Linked DNA regions of Mus musculus: region 1 is linked to region 2. A link is a loop called in an ENCODE intact Hi-C map of the cell type or tissue named here. Cell type or tissue: heart. All regions are shown on one strand. Links, peaks and the distances in the headings refer to the core of each region. The heading gives the core; the rest is flanking DNA. Region 1 holds the start of Rnf7 (ring finger protein 7). Region 2 holds the start of Gk5 (glycerol kinase 5 (putative)).

Region 1 (11,802 bases), core at 1,759-9,758, 360 kb after region 2:
TTTTCTTGTGTGTTTGAGACAGGGTTTCACTGCACAGCTGACTGGCTGAATTTGCTATGACAGACCAGGCTAGTGTTCAACTGGCAGTGATGCTTCTGCCTCTGCTGGGGTACAGGTATGTGGCACCAGTCCTGGTTCGGCAGTTTTCTTAATAGGAGATAGTATTTCTTTTTGCTTAGCAAAAACATTTATTATGGCTGGACAGTGGTGGCGCACGTCTTTGATCCCAGCACTTGGGAGGCAGAGGCAGGCAGATTTCTGAGTTCAAGGCCAGGCAGGGCTATACAGAGAAACCCTGTCTCGAAAAACCAAAAATAAAAAAATAAATAAAAAAATATGACCATAAATAAAATATATAACCAAGTCTTAATTATAATAAAAAAAGAATTTGCAAATCTATTTTATTAAGGTCTTTTGAGAAATAAAACATTTTATTATTTATTAAAAAGATGTTTTACCATGAGCCTTCTGTTAGAAGACTCCCTTTTAGTTTTAATCCTGATTTTGTCTTTAAAACTATTTTTATAATTGTGTGTACAGGACGGGAGGGAGGGGAGGTGCATGCCACAGCTTCATGTGCAGGTCAGAGGCCTTTGGGAGCCATCTCTCTCTCTATCTTAAATGGGTTCCAGAGATCAAATTTAGTTCACAGGCTTGAGAGGCGAGAACTTTTGCCTACTGAGCCATCTCCCCAGCCCCTAACATTTTATATTCATAATTAATCACTGCTTTCTGATTTCTGGTTTATTTTTTATGTACTGATAAGCCTCCACCCCATCCCACCCCTCCCCCAAAACAGGTCTCAATACACAGCAAAAGCTGGCCTCAACCTTGCCACTTCTGGATTTACAGACCTGGGTTACCACAGCGAGTTTAATAAAGCCAATTTTAATTGGAAATTCAAACATTCCCACAGAGACAGAAGAAAAACCTTGAGTTGCAAAGGCAGGAGAAAGAACGACCACGCACCAACACAGTCCTCTTGCTTGTTTTCAGCTTGACATCGAAGGCAGGCATCTGAAAGTAAACAAAGCCAATCTCGTCTCTAGTTCAGGAGGCCACTGAAGACCCAGACCCTCAAAGCCAAACAAAAGCCCCGAGGATCAGAGATGAAGAGAAGTCTTATAATATTAACTTCTCATCTAAAAACAACTCTTTAAAGAGAAATAAAATAAATGGCATTCCACAACTCACCACGGTTTTACAAGGGCAGTGATGATGTTACAAGTTCTTATGACAAAATAGCTTGGCAACTGCACTAGAAGAAGTCACCCGAGACAGAGATGCCAAAAAGGTTATTGCAAGACAACAGCTTGCTCACACACATGGATCAAAGTCAGGGGTATTTACTTTCAAGATACCACTATAAGTAAGCCATAACGGTATATTGATTATTTGATTATATACACACAGGATCTAGAAGAATACTACAGGAACTACTAAAGATCTTGTTTTTGAGATCGGGCCTCATATAGCCCAGTTATCCACTAACCTGAACTGCCACACTTGGACGATCAACCTTAAAATCCTGCCTCTACCTTCTTCAAAGTTTGGGAATCACAGGCACATGCCCCAGCCCTGTTCAGTAATGACGTTTCCACATATACTCCCTTCATTTTTAAGCTATGTGACTCTACTTGAAAGTTAAAGGCTTTTTCTAGTTGTTTTCATAAGCAAAATTCCTTTCCTTTGTTTTTGAGACTGGGTTTCATGTTGCACAGGCTGGCCTCAAACTAGATAGCCTAGGATGACTCGAACCCCTAGTCCTCAATGCAGTCACTCAGCACTGACAAAGTACTTGAACAAATTACTTAGGAGTAAATACTAAGAACGGGAACCTAAGTTCTAAATCTCTAAATTCAGCAGTTTATAAAATTCAATCAGTACTATGCTTGAGGAGCCAATGAAATAAATTCATTCTTTAACTCTATTAGTAGTCCAAATTAGCTCAAATCAACAGAAAAGGCTTTTGTTTTTAATTATGTTATGGGTCTCAATGTGGTTCTGTACATGTGCATGCAGGTGCCCTTGCAGGTCAGAGGTGCTCGGGACCCCTGGAGCTAGAGCTTAGGCAGTTTGTGAGTTGCTCACATTGGTGGTAGGTTTTGATTCCAGGTCCTCTGCAAGAGCTGTATATGCCCTTAACACAGAGTCATCGCTCCAGACCCAGAAAGAGAAAAAGAGGCTGGAGAAGAAAATATGAGTGTGGTGATTCATGGTCCCCATCAGTGAGCTAAGGAGGCTGAGGCAGTAGGCCTGCTCTGAGATCAGGACAACTCCTTCCCTTTACGTTCTTTACGCACATTGGTGTTCTGACTGCATGTGTGTCTGTGTGAGGGTGTCAGATCCCCTGGAACTGGAATTACAGAGAGCTGTGAGCTGCCATGTGGATGTTAGGAAATTGAACCTGGGTCCTTTGGAAGAACAGCCGGTGCTCTTAACCTCTGAGCCATCTCTCTAGCCCCAGAACTAGTCTCCCCGCACCTCTCCACTGTGTTGCTAACGAGTGATTTGTCCAAAAGGAAAAAATAAAAAAGAATTCTGTAAAAATAGCAACTGTGGGGCTGCTTCCTCTCCTTACTCTGGCTCAAGCCCAGGCATTTGTTTCTTTCCACACACTATTACCTTCAAACAAAAACCCCACAGCCATCCTGGCCTCTTCTATATAGATATAAAACTGCCTCCTTGGGCTTTATCCATAGTTACTAAACACCCACTCTTCTAGGATTTAAGCCTTGGGATGACAAAACAGCCAAGGCTGTCCCCCATGGAGCTCACTAGGAAATGGAGAAGGGAGGCAAGCAAACCACCCGGTGTGCTGATGACACCTGCGGCTGCTCTAGCTCTGGCCGCCACCTTTTTAATAAGTAGGAAACCAAAGCTCCAAACAGCCATTGTGAAATCTCTAAGTTATCACAAGCAGGCACTCTACTCTGGCTGTACAGGGTATAGGTGGAACCCAAGGGAGAGATTACCCACACTGCAACTGGGTGACAGGCCAACTTTGGAATAAGAAGGCAAATAAGGGGCTGGTGAGATGGCTCAGTGGGTAAGAGCACCCGACTGCTCTTCCGAAGGTCCGGAGTTCAAATCCCAGCAACCACATGGTGGCTCACAACCATCTGTAACAAGATCTGATGCCCTCTTCTGGAGTGTCTGAAGACAGCTACAATGTACTTACATATAATAAATAAATAAATCTTAAAAAAAAAAAAAAACTATAAAAAAAAAAAGAAGGCAAATAAATAACTTTAAGATTATGAAAAGTCAGGGCCTGAGAGATGGCTCAGTGTAAGAACTCTCAAACAGGATGTCAAGTTTAGTCCCAGTGCCCGGCCCAGGGAGCTCACAACTGCCATAACCCCAGCTCCAGAGGGATCCACGGGCTCTTAAACACATATGTCCATACCCTCCATACATGTGCATTCATTAAACTAAAATTTAACAATGTTAGGGGTGGGGTAGGTTGAGACAGGCTCTCTACATAAACCTGGATGGCCGTCTTAGAGATCATTAAGTAGACCAAGTTGGCCTTGAAATCAGAGATCCATCTTCTGCCTCCCAAGTGCGGGATTAAAAGGTGTGTGCCACCACGCCCAGAATAAACAAACAAACAAACTTAACTATATATATTTAAAAGCCAATCTCAGCCGGGTGTGGTGGTGTACGCCTTTAATCCCAGTGCCTGGGAGGCAGAGGCAGGTGGATTTCTGAGTTCGAGGCCAGCCTGGTCTACACAGAGAAACCCTGTCTCGAAAAACAAACAAACAAAAAGCCAATCTCTGGCCAGATAGACTGCTCAAAAATTAAAGTGCTTGCATGAGTTTAAGCCTTGGGACCCACATGGCAGGAGAAAAGAAGCAACTCCCAATACTCTTCTTCTATGTCACACTCACACTCACACACACACACACACACACACACACACACACACACACACACACACACAGAGTTCTTCTATGTGTCCGCCCCCACCACAACTCTAAGTAAATTTTGTTGTTTTTAAAGACAGGGTTTCTTGTGTAGTACTGGCTATCCTGGAATTTGCTGTTAGATCAGGTTGTCATGGAACTCAAGAGACCCACCTGCCTATGGCTCCCAAGTGCTGGGATTAAAGAATGCACCATTAACAACAGGGTAATAAAATAATGATGATGATGATTTAAAAAAAAAAAGCGGGCGTGGTGGTGGACCCCTTTAATTTCAGCACTCGGGAGGCAGAGGCAGGTGGATTTCTGAGTTGGAGGCCAGCCTGGTCTACAAAGTGAGTTCCAGGACAGCCAGGGCTACACAGAGAAACCCTGTCTCGAAAAAACCAAAACAAACAAAAAAGATTTATTCATTATTTGTTTTTAAGATGGGGTCCCACTACTTAGCCTTGGTTGTGTAGACCAGGCTGGCCTAAGGCGCACAGAGATCTGTTTATCTTTGCTTCTCGAGTACTAAGTTTAAAGATATCACCACACCTGGCCAGAATAAAATTTCTAAGCAAAGCTTGTGCTGCCTCTGCCCCCATGCCTCAGCCTCCCGAGTGCTGGCATTTCAGACATTCGCAACCACACTCAACCCTAAAATGGAAATCACTGCCCAGCTCCTAAGCAAGGATGAGGGGTGGAACAGCTGGATTTTAGTGTTTTAGTCAAATCAGATTCTACATAGAAACTAGTGTCTGGGTCTACAATTAAATGTAAAAAGTAAAGTTTGGGAGCCCTGATGAAGCAAGTCCAAAGACAAAGAATAGACTGTGGAATCTCTTGATGCTACGTTTAAAGTCTCAAAGCCAAGAAACGCGCACATTTTCAAACTGCAGAAATCTATTTCAACTACTCCCCAGTCGCCCTGTAAAGCAACCTCACAGTAATCTAAAATTTTATGTTTATGCTACCTGCATCTGGGTTTGCATACCAAATGTGCCTAATGCCCTCAAGGGCCATAATGGGGTGCTGGAGTTATTGGAACAGGAGTTAGAGGGTGGTGAGTTGCCATGTGGGTGTGGAAAATCGAACCCGGGTTCTCTGTTAAGAACAAGCTTGTGCTCTTAACTGTGGAAACATCTCTCCGGTCACTGAGCCTCATTTCGGTTATGAGACAGAATCCGTATAGTGGCGCAGGCTCGCAATTTCCAGTTTTTGGGAGGTGCGCCCTCCTGGGTTCTAAGCCAACCTCGGCTAAATGGGCAAGCTCTAATCCTGAGGAACGTGAGAGCATCTCAAAGACGAACATCCCAACCCTCAGATCTACGCGAGGGATCCGCTGGGAGATTTGCTGGCCGCAGGGCCGGAGGTTCCCCTCGGGTATCCCGGTCACGCCCCCTCCCCCCCGCCCCCATAGGAACCATCCCGTGTCTGGCGGCCCGGCCCGGCCCAGCACTCGCCGGCTCGGCCCAGCTCGCGGTCCCGGCTTCGCCTGCATCGCTTACCCATCACCTGGACCCTGCAGATGGCACAGGTATCGCACTCAACGTCCCAGCTCCACATGGCTACCGCGTTCCACTTCTTGAGAGAGAACATCTTGTCGCCTCCCGACTTGGAGCCTGCGCTCCCGGAGTGCGAAGAAAGGACGCAGGGTTCCTCGCCGTCCTCCACGTCGGCCATGGCGGCGGCGCAGAACGGCGACGCGGACGTTGGGCGCGGAGGCGGGAGGTACGGTGGCTCAGCGGGGCCACAACACACGCCACGGAGCCTCCCGCAGGCACGGGCGGGCGGGCGGAGCCAGACGGCGATGATTGGATGGCGCGCGCCAGTGACGTCACGAGGGGCTGGGCAAGGCCTGTACAGAGAACCCCAGCGCTTGCTAAAGTGGCCAAAGGCCAGTTGCTGTAGGGCAGGCCCGGGTCAGTAAGCGAGCATTGTCTGGAGTTACATTGTATTAAACTCGGGGGAGTCTCAGAAATCACATCGTCCCTGTCTTCATTTGTCTCCTTTCTCCCAAATGTAAAACTATCAAGAGTAGGGACAGAATTCTCATCACTGTAACCTCCGTATCTTACAAAATGGTTGGCCTTGAATTCAGATTCATTTATTTATTTATTTATTTATTTATTTATTTATTTATTTATTTATTTATTTTTGGTTTTTCGGCAGCCGGGCGTGGTAGCTCACACCTTTAATCCCAGCACTCGGGAGGCAGAGGCAGGCGGATTTCTGAGTTCAAGGCCAGCCTGGTTACAAAGTGCGTTCCAGGACAGCCAGGGCTATACAGAGAAACCCTGTCTCGCAACAAGCAAGCAAGCAAGCAAGCAAGCAAACAAACAAAATATATGTTTTTTTAAACTTTATTTTATGTGCATTGCTGTGAGGTGTCAGATTCCTTGGAAAGGACCTGGAGTTACAGACAGTTGTGATCTGCCATGGAGGTGCTGAGGATTGAACCCCGGTCGTTTGGAAGAACAGACCATGGTTTTAACCACTGAGTCATCCCTCCAGACACTACATTTGTTTGTTTGTTTGTTTGTTTGTTATTGTTCTCAGGTGACAGAGAATAGGTAAGCAGAAGGGCAAGAACGCAATGCTTAAGCAAATGTGTGCTGGGGAGAAAGCAGAGTGAGCCAGCCAGGGAAGGGCCAGGCAGTGGGCCCCTGGGACTGTGGTTAGGTCCCTCCCACCAGGCTTTGTCTCAGATCACTTGGCCAGCATTGAAGGAAAGCTTGGATGAAAAAGCAAAACAAATGTTCCTGCCTCGTGCTCAGCTCACGTCCACCGCCATCCTTCAGGCTACTCTTACCAACGGGGGTGGTGGTGTCCATCCTTACCGGTTAAGCCAATTAGAAGTATATGGGGCAGTGGCCGTGCACACCTTACTCTGAGCACTTGGGAGACAGCAGCAGGTGGATCCTTGTGAGTTATAAGGCCAGCCTGGTCTACAAATCAAGTTTCGGGCAACCAAGGCTACACAGAGAAGCCTTGTCTCGAAAAACAAAAACAAACAAAAAAGTACGAGTCCTTTATTCGTGCAGGACCAAATTCCGGCGCATGCCTCAGAGTCTCTTGGTGTCGCAGCTCAGGGATACGGTGTTTCTAAAGGCAAACCCCACAAAGACCACAACTCACATGAAAGTCAGATGACAGAACAATCTTGAAACGTTCATTTCTGACAGAACATGGTGATTTTTTTTTCCAGACGTAACATGAAAGTTACTTTTGACTTGTGCCTTCTTCAGTTATTTTAGTTTACATTAATTATTTTGGTTTATACATCGGGACCATGGTCCAGGCCACAGAAGTCCCAAATGTGCTGGGAGGGTAGATGTGGGCATGGAGGTGGGTGAGGAGAGGACTGAGAAGTGCCTAAGCCAATGCACAGGGAGTCGGGACAAGATGGCACAAGATGGCGTTTCTGTGGTCACTTCCTCTGCGGGAGAGTCTTTATTCCTTTGTTGAGAACACTGGGAGAGAGATGCTTGGTTTTGTTTTAGAGACTTCCCTTTAACACAAACACGTTTGAGCCCTTCAGGAAAGACCTTATTCCCATCGCGATTGAGTTTCCACTGTTTATTTCTCCACTCCTCATTCCTTCCTGCCATTCATCTTTATGAAAATAATCTTCCCTGTGGCTGAAGAGGAAAAGCTCTCCGGGGCTTCTTAAATTCAGTCCTTGGCGGCAGCCTGTGAACTACACAGCCGAGGTTAGTCAGAAAAATGGCAGGCTTTAATTTGTAGAAGTTAGAATTCACAGAAGAGACAAAAGGCAGCCTGGGCTTGGAGTTTGTACACCTGGTGAATAAAGGAAGAGGAGGTTTAAGAAGAGGAGGGAGGGCGTTAGTTTTCTTTCTGTTTCTATGATAAAGGCAGCGTTCCAAAGCCCCTGAGGGAGAAAACTGTTTGGCTTATACATCTAGATCACTATCCCTCAAAGCAAAGGCAGGAATGAACTCAGGATGGTCCTTTGGTGTTTTGCCTGCAGATGTGTGTGTCTTCATGAGGGTATCAGAAGCCCTAGAACGGGAATTACAGACTATAATGAGCTGCCGTGTGGGTGCTGGGCATTGAACCAGGGTCCTCTGGATGAACAGCCAGTGCTCTTAGCCTCTGAGCCAGCTCGGCTCTCTCCCTGTGACTCAGGCTAGCCCAGACTCTCTTCTGGACTCAGTTGGAGTCGGCTATTTCACCACTCTGTTGAAACAGCCTCCTGTACCTGCACCTCTTCTCAAAGCTGCACATGACAGTCATGTTTGCTTGGAGGGCAACCAGTCTTTGTCAGTATCCCACAGTGGCCCCAACTTGGTATTTGGAGGTGTCATTGCCTTTCTTGCAAAATTCAGCTTCCCTTCCTACAAGTTTCCCTTCAATGTCATCACAACCCACATTTACCTTTGTCCCTCTCTGCCTTCCATCCCATTCAGAGGTAATACTCTACTCATTCTTCCGTTGAAAGTTTCCAGCATCAGCTGAACTTTCCACTCTATTTCTCTGAGCCTCACCTGCTGCCTGGGTCACCGTGTCTCCCTACCCACCCTGTCACAGTGTGATTAGCACTCTCTGTAGCCTGCTTCACAATCTTCCTCTAGCTCCCCTTCCATCTGCCACCATCCTCCAAAAGATGGCTTACCTCCACTGAAGTCCTGCCACCACATTGACCTGCAACTGTCACCTGGCACCCTTGTCCAGGACCCTGTTCAGACTGGCCACTCTGACATACTCTGCCCTTTGGAGAGAAAGGTAATGACAGTCCCGAACAGCTGATTTCCCCATTTGGGGGGAAAAAATTTCACCATTTTGTCCTCAGTGATCAATCACTACTAGGGCATGTGCAGTTCCGATGAGAAACTACAGCACTTCTTGTGTGCCTTCTTCTCGTTTCTCCCCAGGTCACACAGCAGCCGTCACATTGCTACTGGCCCTTAAATTCGTCAGAGTGAACGGGACAGTTAGAAGCTTTTTTCCCTCCTAGAGACAGCTCATAAATGATTAAAAATTATTTCAAATAATAGGAGACCTATAATGTAAAAAGAAACGCAAATGCTGATAATGGACTCCAGAAGTTCTCGTGTAATTGGTTGTACAATACATTCATTCATTAAAAATTTTAATGTGGCAGAACCCATGCAATCTACCAATGAGATGCAGTTCAGAGTTTGTTAAGAGTGACGGTGGCTTACGCGCAGCCAGTCTCCTTAACACGCTAATCTCACGGAGCTAGAAGTCTCTTCTGCTGACCACCTGGCAATCTTCATTGGACTCTGTCACTGTGAGGACTCTCAGTAGCTCACACGATGGGATCATGCGGCAGCATTTGTCTTTGTGACTGGTTGGGTTAAACTGACATAATAACTTCAACGGTTGTTCATGCCGTATCACATATCAGCCTCTTAAAAGCCAAATAATAAACTGTTGTGGGTTTATAGAACATTTGATTTACCTCGCAAGGCTCAGGGGACATCTGGGAGACAGTGTGGAAATGATAAGAGACCTGAAAAATGGAGAGGAGTGCTGTGAAAGCCGACAACAGGGCATTGCCACTGCACTCATGACGTCATAACAGCAGTGGCTGTGTGTACTGCCTGCACACAATCAAGCAGGTCACTAATTCCAGTGGCAATGGAGGGTGGGGGCGGGCTGCATGTGGCTCCTTTAGTTGAAGTCTAGACAGCTAGTCTGGACAGTCTAAAGAGCTGAAGTCTATTGAGGGAAGGGGAGAAATTTGGGGTCGGGAGAGAAGTATGACACTGATTGGAATCAGTGGGTGAAGAAGAAGAGGAGGAGGAAGAAAAGGAGGAAGAGGAGGAAGAAGATGGAAGGTGTATATGCCGGGGTTACCCAAGGGGAATTGGAGGACGTATATGGCCAAGATATGTTATATATCTTGTTATATATGATTAATATAAATTAAATTGGCAAAAAATGATTTAAAAAACCGAAATCCCACTCCCAAACTTATCCATCTACTAGCCGTTTGAACTGCTTTCATCAATCGTCTATGTTGCTCCATGAAGATGGTCTATCAACATTCCCTCACGCCAGCTCTCAATTCTTTGAGCTGTATATCCAGATGTGATGATGCCAGATCATATTTCCTTTATTTTTTCTCTAGGGATTGGACTCCGGGCCTTGATGCATTCCAGGCAAGAGGTCTATGCTGAGCCTTAGTCCAGCCTCTCTTTGTACTTTTTGAATCAGAATCTCACCAAGTAGCCCAGGTTGACCTTGAACTTGTGATCACTCTGCCTCAACCCCTTTAGTAGATATGCCCCTGATAGAGTGGCTAGCCTTTAAAGATAGGACTCCTGTGAGATTATGGACGATCTGTCCAGCCATTATCAGTCTGCCCAGAAAGCAATGTTTGCAGAGACAGCTTGTTTCCCAAGATAATCTGTCTTGCTTGAAGCCAGCAATTTTAAAAGAGGCTGCAGACCTGCATGGAGCACTCCCTGACTGCAACCATCCCCAAGCTTCATACCCCGTCCTTATACAGGGTCACAGTCTCACTTTTCCTAGGAGAGAGGCTGCCCCTCACTGTATTTGCTAATATATACGGTCTTGTTTGTTGAAGGTCAGACTCTGATCTCTTTCTGCCTCTGTTTCTTTCCTCTGTCTCAGAGATCTAACAGACACCGGGCCCAGTTGTTTTTTATTTGTGTTTTACAAAAGGGCAAATTGAGATGCAATACGCTTAATTAAATGGCGCACAGCTGAAAATCAGCAGGTTTTCATAGAAAATTCTGGTTGCTCTAATGGCTGAGTACTTAATCTTCTCAGCTGTAGCATGCTGTGAAGACACAGAAAACTCTTTTAATCCTCGTTGCCATTCATAAACCTTCAGCCACACACTAATGAACTATGTGGCATTTTGTGGGGCAGTAGAGCTGGTCTAAGTTTCCTCATTTGGAAAATGTCCTAATTCCTAGGGTGGTGTCTTTTAGGAAGTTGTACCAGCTACTTGTATTGTAATTCTGACAAAATGACTCACAGAGGCAACTCAAGGTCAAGGAAGGAAAGGTGGGGGTACACAGCGACCAGAGCATGAGGCCAGCAGGTCAAAGGGGACCCCAGATGGGAGTAGAAAGATGAGTGCTGTGCCCAGCTCACTTTCTCCTCTTTACTCAGCCTGGGACCCCAGCCTATTGGATGGTGTTGCTCATTTTGGGCGGGTCTTCCTGCCTCAGGTAAGCTCCTTTGGGAACACTCACATAGAAACATCCCAAGGTGACAATTAAGAATAACAATGGCAGATGTGGTCACAGTCACTAAACAATCCTATTGGTCATATTTATAGTCTTGTTTTAATGTCTGTTTAAAATAAAGGTTATGTCTGTTTAAAATAACTTTCTTCACATTGTTTCTCATGCACAAGAGAAATCCAAGAAGATTCTCTTTCTCCCGCTCCCTCCCCCCTTTCTCACTTTACTGAGATGTCCTATAATGTTACATATGGCCCCCAAGACCTAGAATCTACACGTAGTTTCCAAATTACCCTGCTACCAAATTATTTCTGATTGATGAATAAACATGCCAACAGCCAATTGCTGGGCAGAAGAGACAAAGGTGGGGTTTAGGTTTCCTGGGGCCTTCAAGTTGGAGGAGATCCACGAAAAGAAGAAGGTGAAGGAGAGAAAGAAGCCACCATGGGTTAGGTGAGTGGACAAAAACGTGGCCCCAAGGGCTGGCCAGTTGGAGTTAAGAGCAGCCCAGATGAAACATAGTGAGTAATAACTTGGGGTTATCGATAAGAAAGTAGATTTTAATGGTGTAGAGGGTAGATATCTGCCCAGCTCCTGTGCTGTTTAAGGCTGATTGTAAATATAAAGGTTACGTCTTTTATCCTGGAACTAAATGGTTAAAGGTGGGGTAGAAACCCCAGATTGAG
Region 2 (11,601 bases), core at 3,602-11,601:
GTTGAAAGTGCTGGTGGATCAACAAGCCAATTCCAGTATTTTAAAAGATTCATCCTTGTACTTCTGTTACTCTAGAACCACTCCTGGTACCAACTTCTGTATTAGTCAGGGTTCTCTAGAGTCACAGAACTTATGGATAGTCTCTAAATAGTAAAGGAATTTATTGATGACTTACAGTCGGCAGCCGAATTCCCAACAATTGTTCAGTCGCAGCTGTGAATGGAAGTCCAAGGATCTAGCAGTTACTCAGTCTCACGCAGCAAGCAGGCAAAGGAGCAAGAGCAAGAGCTAGACTCCCTTCTTCCAATGTCCTTATATTGTCTCCAGCAAAAGGTGTAGCCCAGATTAAAGGTGTGTTCCACCACACCTTTAATCCCAGATGAAAGGCATAGCCCAGATTAAAGGTGTGTTCCTTAACTCGGAGATTCAATCTTCTGGAATCCATAGCCACTATGGCTCAAGATCTTCAAACCAAGATCCAGATAAGGATCTCCAAGCCTCCAGATAAGGGTCACTGGTGAGCCTTCCAATTCCGGATTGTAGTTCATTCCAAATATTGTCAAGTTGACAACCAGGAATAGCCACTACACAGAGTGAGCCCCTGAATCAAAAACAAGAACAATCAACCAAAGCTGAACGGTCAAAATAACAATCATCTTGCCTGGCAGTTGGCAACACACACATTTAATCTCAGCACTCAGGAGTCAGAGTCAGGTGGATCTATCTCTGTGAGTTCGAGGCCAGCCTGGTCTCCAGAGTAAGCTCAAAGATAGCCAGGGCTACACAGAGAACCCCTGTCTTGAAAAGCCATAATAAACTGTCATCATCATCGTCAATATCATGTTTACAATAGCTTGAAAGTCATCTGGAAACTGCAGCATTTCCAGATGGGCTTGATCCACAACGATTGAGACCAGGGCTAAGTTAAATATGAGGAAGGAATCATCTTTTGTGCTCACTGTAAAGCACTGTGCAGGGGAGGCCCAGTGAGAGGGAAAGAAATCACAAGTGTGCCTGCTGAAATGACAAGGAAAGGTACTCAGAGCCAGGTCTCACAGAGATCACATTCCACCACGGTGGTCACCAATGTCACTGAAGCTCCATCTCAGACCCGAGGGCTCCGCTCAACTGACTTCTGCTTCAACTCCAGCATAAGCGTCTTATCTGGCCTAGTGGTCTAGACGTCAAATACCACTATTTTTATTGTTAGGGTTTTTAAAAATTATTTTAAAATGTTTCTTTTACTTTTGTGTGTATAAGTGTCTTGTCTGTGTACCATGTGTGTGCCTGAGGCCCAGTCCCAGCAGAGGTCTGGTGAGGGCACTGGACCCCTAGGAACTGAAGATATGGACAGTTGTGAGCCATCGCGTGGCTGCTGGGAACCCAGCCCAGGAACTGCCAGAGCAGCCAGTGCTCTTCTCTGCTGACCCTCTCTGCAGCACCCTCGTTACTTTACATCATTCGCTTCATTTCTCTCTCTTTTCATCTGATTTTCCCCAGGGGTTCCAAGTGTTTCAGTCCAAGGAAGGGCTCTCAACTTTGTGGCTGAGCAGAGAAGAGGAAAGGGCTTCTCTCAAGCGAAGACCCCCGAGTGTTCGTAAGCTTAAGAAGCTGGTTCATAGAGCTGTGTATTATGTGGCTTCTCTCCCACAACTTGATACAGGTAAGTCAGCGGATGAAGAGATTGCCTGTCATTTAATACACTTCAGGAGGGAAGGGTTTAAGAGCCGAGCTGCTCCTGTTTTTGACACTGGATGCGTCTCAGGAGCCTTGAGATGGATAGGTGTGCTGCTGTGACTTTAGTTTCCCTTAGATTAGAGGGTTCACTGTTGAAGTCTCCCCAAAGATCAATCCAGGAAAGACGACAATGTCTCCAGGGTTGTGGAGGTTCCTGATAGACTAAAAACTTGTAGCTATTCAAGTTTCTCTCAAGACTGAAAACCATTCCCAATGTTGGCTTCCACTTACTCTTATCTGGGTGACAGGTCAAGCTGGACTTCTTACCTCTGGAAATAGAGGAGGTTTTAGGGTTCCCAGAGAATTACTGAAGAGAGAGAAATCCTGTTTCCATCACTTATGGCCTGAGCATTCCTTGTTGCAGCAAGGCAGTGACCCACTGTTAGGTTCTGAAAGACTTAAACACAGGCCCCACTGCAGTGATTGGGATGGCTTCTGTCTGACCCAGTGTCAGGGACTCGGTCCAAATTCCTGGAGCATTGTGGGTGTTTGGTACACTGAGTTGTAACTGTGGGTATTCCGAAAGAGGATAGAGTATAAAAGGTGACCATGGTGAAGCAAGAGCCAGGAGAGCAGCCAAGCCCAGAAGCGGAGAAGGAGCAGCCAGGCTGGATGAAGGTTAAAGCCATCAGGTGGTGACAAATCAATGAAGCAGTTGTCTCTAGCTCAAGGTGAACACCTGTAATCCCTACTGAAAGGGCTGAGGCAAGTGGATCATGAGTCTGAGCCTAGGCTGGGATACACAGTAAGTCACTGTCACAGAACTGAGAGGAAAGGGAAAATCAACAACAGAAAATAGAGTAGGAGGAAGAGGAGGAAAGCAAGCAAGCTGACCTGCTATCCCACTAGCCAAGGGCATCCTAAGGTCTCCAAGGCCTTGGCCTATATGCTCTCTTTCCTAAGGGCAGGGCGGGGAGGGGAGGTCCCAGCTTGTTACTTCATCTTAAAATTTCCAATTCCCCTTTGAATTTTGATCCTTTTGTTTCCAGACAGGGTGAAGGACCCAGGCTGCAGGTTTGAAGTTCTTTGTTCTAATTTCTTCTGACTCCACTGCTCTCAGGAAAAAATGGGCTAGACTTCAGTGAACAGGTGTGAGGTCTGGGAAGGGGCCTACAGAGTCACCCTATCCAGAAGGCAGCAGGACTCAGCTCCATCCTGTTTCCATCACTTATGGCCTGAGCATTCCTTGTTGCAGCAAGGCAGTGACCCACTGTTAGGTTCTGAAAGACTTAAACACAGGCCCCACTGCAGTGATTGGGATGGCTTCTGTCTGAGAGAACAGCCTCGGCCTCAGTGGGCATCAGAGGAGCTTCCGATGGGTTCTGCAACTCCGGGAGGACTGTTGACTACCACTTGGGCATGCAGAGAGGGAGTTCAGGCTTCAGAGAAGGGATTTCAAAGCGCTAAATAAGGAAAAAGGTTGAAGATTTTGTGGAACCCTAAGCTTGTACAATTTGAAAAATCTACTTTCTAGAAAACAGCTTACCCAAGGACTTCAATTTTTAAATGCTGTAAAACAAGTTCTGGAGAACTTACTGGGCTCTTAACTAGGCCTCAGAAGAAGACTAGGGACCTATTGCCTGAGCTTCAAGCCAGTGGTTTGACACTCATGCACTTAGTCTGCACCTGCGTCAGGCTTCTCCTGCAAGTTGGCTAAGAGTGTGCCTGTGGTTGTATAACCCCATTAAGATGAAGACAGGGAAGGCTCAGCATCCTGTGTGTCTTGTGGCCAAGCCAAGCAGAAGGTGCGGTATGAGATGGACATGAACACACTAATTTGATGTTTCATTTCGTCACTGAATATTCTCTGTGCCTCAGAGGCCAATACACAAAGAAACAAACAAATAGACTGAGACCCAGGTCCTTCCCTCAAGGAGGTCATTGCTTAGAAGCAGTAATTATCCCTAAACAATGTGTAGCTAAAACATTCAACAGAGATCACTAGAAGGACATGCATCTTCTTTAGACAAGTGTACCGAGAAAGCTAAAACCCCAGCACATGTGCAGGAGCAGACTTGGAAGACGGGAATGCATGAGAGCCTTGGAACTCTGGGAGGAGTTGGGCATCAACTGGCCCAGCTTGTTTTAGACCATGTTCCAAGAAATCCCTCTGTCCTGGGAAAGCAGGGGTCAATAAAGAAGAGACAATAACAGATCCCTTGAAGGAAGAAGACCATCAAGACCTCTTGGCTCAGATCTGAAGCATCGCCCATTTCTCTGTGGAATATGAAGGAATGGTGACCTTCTGACTTAGCTCTGGGATGTGTGTCCCAAGTTCCTTTGGAGTGTGGGAGGCAGGTACATGAGTTCTAACTCTGGGCCTGTGGTAAGAGGATAAAGTGTAAGGAGTGATACTGGTGGGGAAAGAGCCTGGGAGAACAGCCAAGCCTGGGATCTGAGAAGGGGCAGCTGGGCCAGATGCAAGGTCACGGCAGAGGTTATTTGGAAGTCACTGAGCCCCATGTGCTGCAGGGATTTTCCACTATGGGCATAGCAGGGTGAGAAGTGCTGGCTGAGAATGATGCACCTGGGAGACACACAGGATCTTTCATGTCTCCACGCCTCTTCAGGCAGCAGTCTGCCCTCTGAAGGTAGTGGTTGCTTTTAAAATGAGTCCTCTATGTTTAAGTTCCCTGACAATCAATATCTGAACTTGGGGGGGGGGGCAAAATGTTAATTGTAGCTGTGCACAGAGGTGCCTGCCAATAACACCAGCACTTGGGAGGTACAAGTAGGAGGAACAAGAGTGCAAAGTGGCCGGGTGTGGTGGTGCATGCCTTTAATCCCAGCACTTGGGAGGCAGAGATAGACGGATTTCTGAGTTCGAGGCCAGCCTGGTCTACAGAGTGAGTTCCAGGACACCCAGGGCTATACAGAGAAACCCTGTCTCGAAAAAACAACAAAACAAAACAAAACAAAACAAAACAAAAACAAGAGTGCAAAGTGATCCCTGGCAAGGTGGTCACTTCAAGGCTAGCCTGAGTTACATGAGACCCTCTAACCCTGTTTCTTAGTGTCTATTGCTATGAAGAGACACCATGACCAAGGATAAACTCATAAAATGATACATTTAATGGGGACTGGCTTACAGTTTCAGAGGTTTAGTCCATTGTCAGTATGGTTGGCATGCAGGCAGACATGGTGCCGGAGAAGTCGCTGAGAGTTCTATATCAGGATCCATAGGGAACAGGAAGAAACGCTTGGCCTGGCATGAGCTTTTGAAACTCCACAGCCCACTCCCAGTGACACACTTCCTCCAACAAGGCCAAGCCCCCTAACCCTTCTCAAGTAGTGCCACCCCAATTACTAAGCCTTCTGAGCCTATGGGGTTTTTATGTTTGTTTTTTATATTTTTTAGACAAGGTGACAGATCCCTGGCTGACCTGGACTTGCTTTGTAGACCAGAATGGCCTCAAAGTCAAGAGATTAGACTGCCTCTGTCTGCACAGTGCTGGGATTAATTAATAATGCTCAGAAATGAGGGCCATACTTATTCAAACCACGACACCCCGACTCAGAAAACCAAACCAAACCAACCAAAACAAACTGTTCTCCTATAAGAATCTACAGGCTCTTTCTGTTGCTCTTGGTTACCCACTATAACTAGATGGAAAGACTCTTGATGAAAAAAAAATGTATACTGTAGTGTAGGTTTCAAGCTAGACTGATCTGAGAACTTCCTCCCTGCCAGTTAGCTCTCATAGTGATGGGAGGAAGGAGCTTTTCAGACTGCTGGAGGAGAAAAAAAATCATCAATGGTATAACCTCACAGTGAACTCTGAATGCTACAGCACCAAGATGCTAGGCAAGACCAAATGGTAAAAGTGTGGCATGAAGGTTATGGAGGTAGCCACCTGCTGATTGGATTTGTGGCCTGCATCACAGGAAGGCATTCATGTGTGACATTATAAATCTGGGCCAAAAAGCTCATGGCTGTGGAAATCATACAGCCTAGAGGGGAACCTATGACTGTTGTTTTGCTAAATGCTCATGTTCTCAGACTGCCCTCCAAGTGTTTATATTTATACACAGAGACTAATGTTGCTTTCAGTTTTGGCCAGGCAAGCTTCTTTATGTAGTGGGCAGCAGTCAAAGCAGGATCATAAACTAGTTTTTTTGTTTTTTTTTGTGTGTTGTTTTTTGTTGTTGTTTGTTTTGTTTTTGGAGACAGGGTTTCTCTGTATAGCTCTGGCTGTCCTGGAACTCACTCTGTAGACCAGGCTGGCCTTGAATTCAGAAATCTGCCTGCCTCTTCCTCCCCAGTCCTGGGATTAAAGGCGTGCTCCACCACGCCCGGCTGTTTTTTTGTTTTTTTTTTTAAACTGAAAAGTGACTGTTGTGCTCAGCCCTTTCTCCCCAGGCTCAGGTACTCCATGAAAAAGAGCAGCAGAAACAATGCAGGAGTGTGAGGATTGGGAGAACAGGTAGGCGTGCTGTGAAATGCTGCCTCTTGGACCTGGCATGGCTTTTGCCCCTATGACCTCACTGCGGCTGGCGATTGACTTGCACAACATCAAGTTAATAGTCCAGCGGCAGCACTAATTGGATTGGACCCACTGGGTTGGGGAGGGCAGTGGGGACATGTTTCAAGGTGTCCAGGGGAAGTAGGAAGGGAAGATTGAGGGTGAATACGACCAAGATAAATTGTTGGAGGTGGAGAGTTGGCTCAGAGGCTAAGAGTCCTTATTGCCTGTGCAGAGGTCCTGGGTTCTATTCCCAGCACTCCCATGGCAGTTGACAACCATCTATAACTCCAGTCCCAGAGGCTTTGATGCCCTCGTCTGACCTCCCAGAGCACCAGGCACACATGTGATGTACATATATACATACAGGCAAAACATTCATACACTTAAGAATGTTTTAAAAGATACATTGTATGTATTTATGAGGTTAACAAAGAATAAATGATATTCTAAAAAACAAACAAACAAGCAAAAAAACAAGTTTTCTTCAGGTGACAGCATTTGTCAAGGTTTCAAATTTGTTTGAAATTGGAAAACTGTGCTTGACCTGTTGGCGCATTGCTATAATTCCAATGTGAGGCGAAGTCAGGAGGAGTGGCTTGAGTTCTAGGCCAGCCTCTGGTACACTCAGACTCTGTCTCAAGAGAAATAAAACAAAAATGAGAAACTTTTTAAAAACTCTAGACTAAGTATTTTTTAAGATCTGCTCTTTCACACTTTAGAAACTGCTGATGTTTGACCTTACGAAAATGATCACAAAGTCGCAGAGTATAAAACCCCCAAGAAATACCTCTGTGAGAAGTACACCAACTGTTAACACTGCCTACACTGAACTTTTCTTAGTTGTAAGCAGGGAAACTAATGGCTAACTGTATGAATAAGCTTGACTAGGTTACTTGTACATTGCTGTGGGAGGTGTAGTTTAGATGTGATTGACATTTAAATCTGTATCCCCAGTAAAGATATCACACACACACACACACACACACACACACACACACACACATGACTGAGCTTCCCCCGATTAGTTGAACACCAGGCAAGCTTTGGAAAAGGGCAAAGGCAAGCTTCGGGAAGGAGGAAATCAAAACTGTAAGCATGGAAGTGTGCCTTCTTTTCCAGGCTGCCAGCAGGCCCTACAAGTTTCTAAGCTTGCCTGGACCTACAACCAATTCTTTAAAGTTTCTTTCCCTCAGGAACTGGGAGAGATAGCTCCGTAGGTAATGTGCTTGCCAGTCAAACATGAGGACCAGAGTTTGGTGCCTATTCACGACAAGAGCATATAGAATCCTAGGGAGCCTTTGGTCCTAGTAAGAGATTGCCTTGAGGAACAAGGTCAAACTTCAGTTGTGGCTCTCAGGTTCTGGCTCTGCCTTCCCTCTGGTATTTGTACAGTTTCAGTTTCTCAAGAGAATCGGACAGCATAGGACTATTAGTCATGCATACAACGCTGGAAAGTCTCTCTCTCTCTCTCTTTCTCTCTCTCTCACACACACACACATTCATGCATGACCAATTGGTCACCAACGATATAGGGCAGACCTGTGCCAGATGGTGCAAATAGGCATTGCTGTGTAGAGACAGACTATTAAGAGAAGCCACAAACAAACAAAAATAAATATGGTGTTCACAGTCAAGCTTCAAGTGACAACCCAAATCCAACTTGGCAAATCTCTGGGAAGCAAGTAGGCTAACAGAGTAATATAAACAAGAAAATATTCCTTTAAGCTGATAAGCTACCCACAAAACATTCTCACGAAATTTAAACTTTGTGTCGCGGCAAAGGCCCTTTAGTGCCATACAAAACTTGGACATCTATTCATCGTTGTGTAATACATGCAAGCTTTTCTGGGAAGACTTCATGAGGAACCTCCTATACTTTTGAATGTCTTCCCACGGACTGGAAAGATGGCTCACTGGTTAAGAGCACTAGTTGCTCTTGCTGAAGACCGGGGTTTGGTTATCATTGCCTACATGGAAGCTTGCAATCGTCGGAGGTCCTCTTCTGACTTCTACATGCATCAGGCACATGTGGCTCACACACATAAATACAGGCAAAAAACTAAGTGAACATGAAAAAAAGTTTAAAATTTTTTCATCTCACTTGATTTTTCCTAACAGATATTCGTAAAAAAGTAATCTGGGCTAGAAGGGAACTAAAAAGTTTCAAAGTAACGGTCGCTGAACGGTGACATCCAGTACAGCGCTGCGGTAAACGCCATCTTTGCCAAATTCCCACGAGCTGCTCGGCGCGCTGCCCTGACGTCACGGTGCTAGGGGCGGAGCGTGGGGTAGCAAGGCTTCCCGAAGGGGCTGAACGAGGCGGGGCGGGGTCTTGTGAAGGGGCGGAGCCTAACTCGTCGAGGGGCGGGACAGGGCGCGGTGTAGGAGGGGCGGGGCCGCGAGCTCTCCGCCCGGGGTCTGGCGTTTATAGCTCCGCGCTGGCCGGCCCGTGGCGACTGCAGTGTTCGGGGTCGCGATGTCAGGGCAGCAGGAGCGTGCAGAGCGGCAGCGAGAGGAACTGAGCGCGTCGGCCTCGCCGCCCTCCCGCTTCGTGCTGGGGCTGGACGTGGGCAGCACGGTGATCCGCTGCCACGTCTATGACCAGACGGCGCGAGTGCGAGGCTCCAGCGCGCAGAAGGTGACTAGGCGCGGCGGGAGGGTCTCGGGATCTGACTGCACCCTAGCTCTTCCTGCACCTCTGGGGGGCTCGGGCCGGCGTGGCCCGGTGTCTGTCTCTCGCTTCCTGTCCCGCGGGACTCAGCGCTCTAGCTTTACCTGGGTGGAACCGAGGTGACTCTCGGGGCAGCGCGGGCAGATTGTGTATATGTGGACAGAAGGTGGTTAGTGATTTGCGTGGTTTTTCTGCACTTCCTCGTCGACCTTTTATGCCTTTTAGCTCTTCAGATTTTGATGGAATATAAAACTGTGGGTTTTTTTTTTTCGGTTGTGTTATTTAAACAATTCGTTGCATTTATTATTTGTGTATCTGTGTGTGCTCGCGTGCTATATGGCACACATTTAGGAGTCAGAGGACAACTTTCTTGGGCATCGGTTTTCTCCTTCCACCATGTTGGCCCGGTCCCTAGGATTGAACTCAGGTCTTCAGGCTTGGCAGAAGTACTTTTACCGCCAAGCCACCTTACTGGTTGCGTTCGTAAAAGTGCTAGGTCCTCACATTAACATTTAACTTCCATGGATATTGGAGACACTGAGCACATTTTGAAAGCTTTGTTATCCTTATTTCTTTCCATCTTTGAGAATTCATTAAAAAGTATCTTCTGGCTTGAGAAGCCTGCCAAAGCATTGGTTGGTCTTTGTTAGCAAAGCCTTAAACCTCAGATGATACTAGTTAACAGCCAACCCCCATTTTAATAAAGCGCTAATTTCTATACAGTGGTCAATGCAGTTGATTGAGTGTAGTGTTCTTATTTACTCCTTTAAATACTAGCATTTTCTAATGTTTAAAATATTAGCGAAGGGATATGAGAGCCATTTAACTTCTTCCTTACAGCACTGGGCTCCCCCCTTTTTTCCCTGTGCTATCCTACATCGACTAGGGTAAAAGTTAAGTAGTGACTGCCTTAAGAATTTACTTTGAGGAAATAGACTAGACGTTCCCTTCAGGGATCTGAGCTAGGAGGTGAGTTGCAGCAACTGCGCTGCTCGCTCTCTCTCTGGCCAGCTGTGTCGGAACACTGCCCACCCACTCAGTCCATCCCTGTCCCAACCTTTAAGGACAGGTCTAAGGCACATACTGAGCTCTTGTCGTATTGCAAGTCTTTATCACAAACACAACGATACTTCTTAGTTTTTCTTACAATTCTAGTCACAAAGTACTTTTGCTGAAACGGTGCATTTTAAATTTTTTTTTTTTAATTAAGGAATGAGAGTTTGGTTCAGGAAGGAGATGGCTCAGCAGGTAAAGAGGACTTCCCAGTCCTCCCTCCTAAGCTTGGATCCCTGAGATGGACAGGGAGAAAGGAGAGCATAGGTTGCCCTCTGTCCTCGGCACTTTAAACTGGCACAAGTGTGCTCCCTACCCTGAAGTAAATATGAAATTTGATAAATTTTTAAGAAGTTGGTAGGCAATACAGCTGCATAGTTGTTGCACAATTTAAGGAAATTTGATTTTTAGAAAGTATTGGGGTTTGGTGGTACATACCTTTAATTCCAGGGCCTGGGAGATAGAGGCAGATGGGTCTCTGAGTTCAAGGCCAGCCTGCCTGGTCTACCGATGGAGCTCTGGCTATGTAAAGAACTGTGGAGACGATGCCTGGGAACTGATGGGAAGAACACTGTCTTTGGGATGCTAAGCATGGTCTTAAACCGTGATAGCTGATGTCAGAACTTAAGGGTGTGCTTCTGGGCAGATAACTACATACAAAAATAAGTTATAGTGGTTTTTGTTTGTGTTTGTGTATTTGTGGTCTTAAGATCTCTCTCTGTATCCAAGGCTGGTCTGGAACTCTCTCTGTAGCATAGGCTAGGTTGGAAATAGGTATCTGCCCACCCCATCCCATCCCTGCTGAGACACCACTAGTCTTTGCTTATGTGGCCATTTAAAAAAATAATTTTATGTCTGTTGTCTCTAGTGATAAAACATGGGGTCTTTCTTTGGCCAACTTTCTAGAAACTTAATCGTGCATCAGATTGTTAGTCCAAGCACACTGGCCTGGCATGTGCAGTGCCCTGGGCGTTACTTCCAACCAACAAAAAGATAAGGAGGCGCCTTCTGAGGCTGTGCTGCAGAGAGCTGAATTCATTAAGAATAAGGTCTTGCTAGTCTACACTGTCGTTTAGCACTTTAGGACTTCATGGGTGGAGAGTAAATGATGAGAGTAAATGCCGGCCTAGTGGTGCACATCTTTACTCCTCGCGCTTGGAGGGCAGAGGCAGTCAGATCTCTGTGAGTTTGAGGCTAGCCTGTTCTTCATAGCAGATTCCAGGGCAAACCAGGGCTGCACAATGAGACTCTGTCTCAGAATCAAAATAATTAAAATGCTAGGAATTCAGTTTACTTCATGGGTTCTGGATGTAGCCTTCTCAGTGGAAGTTACACCCCTTCTTGTATAATGGAAAGATTGTTCATAAAAACCTAAAATCTTAGTGTAGGAGGATTTGATTCATATAGCCAAACAAGGCACATGGAAAGGAAATAAAAAGGGAAAAAGAGACCGTCCTTTGGGTATGTGAGCAGGACGGGCTTCCATTATCTTTAAGTTAAAATTTAAATCCAAACGTGAAACTTTGCATTCGGTTTGTAGGAAGCTGCTCAAGACTCCAGTTATTTTTTTTCCCATTTTTTGTGGTGATGCTGGTTCTATCACAAACACACACACACACACACACACACACACACACACACTCTCACACACACACACACACACATGATTCTGCA

The links. Peaks named below come from ENCODE experiments on the same cell type or tissue, not always from the same donor. Only the 100,000 strongest peaks of a DNase experiment are listed, where the experiment ranks them.
Region 1: a loop joins it to region 2, with 2.8 times the contacts of the local background. A loop is called at or near these places in 1 of 42 quality-filtered maps.

The regions. Positions count from the first base shown.
Region 1 is chr9:96,472,989-96,484,790 of GRCm38, forward strand. It overlaps Rnf7 (ring finger protein 7), which reads right to left and starts at 5,687. Exons shown (of 3, transcript NM_011279.3): 1 at 5,420-5,687; 2 at 970-1,017. The coding sequence starts at 5,594. In heart, for the core only: no CTCF peak of the experiment used is centred there; a DNase peak (open chromatin) is centred at 5,723; H3K4me3 peaks cover 1,712 bases; H3K27ac peaks cover 1,938 bases.
Region 2 is chr9:96,110,772-96,122,372 of GRCm38, forward strand. It overlaps Gk5 (glycerol kinase 5 (putative)), which reads left to right and starts at 8,658. Exons shown (of 16, transcript NM_001368879.1): 1 at 8,658-8,841. The coding sequence starts at 8,680. In heart, for the core only: no CTCF peak of the experiment used is centred there; a DNase peak (open chromatin) is centred at 8,550; H3K4me3 peaks cover 1,818 bases; H3K27ac peaks cover 1,370 bases.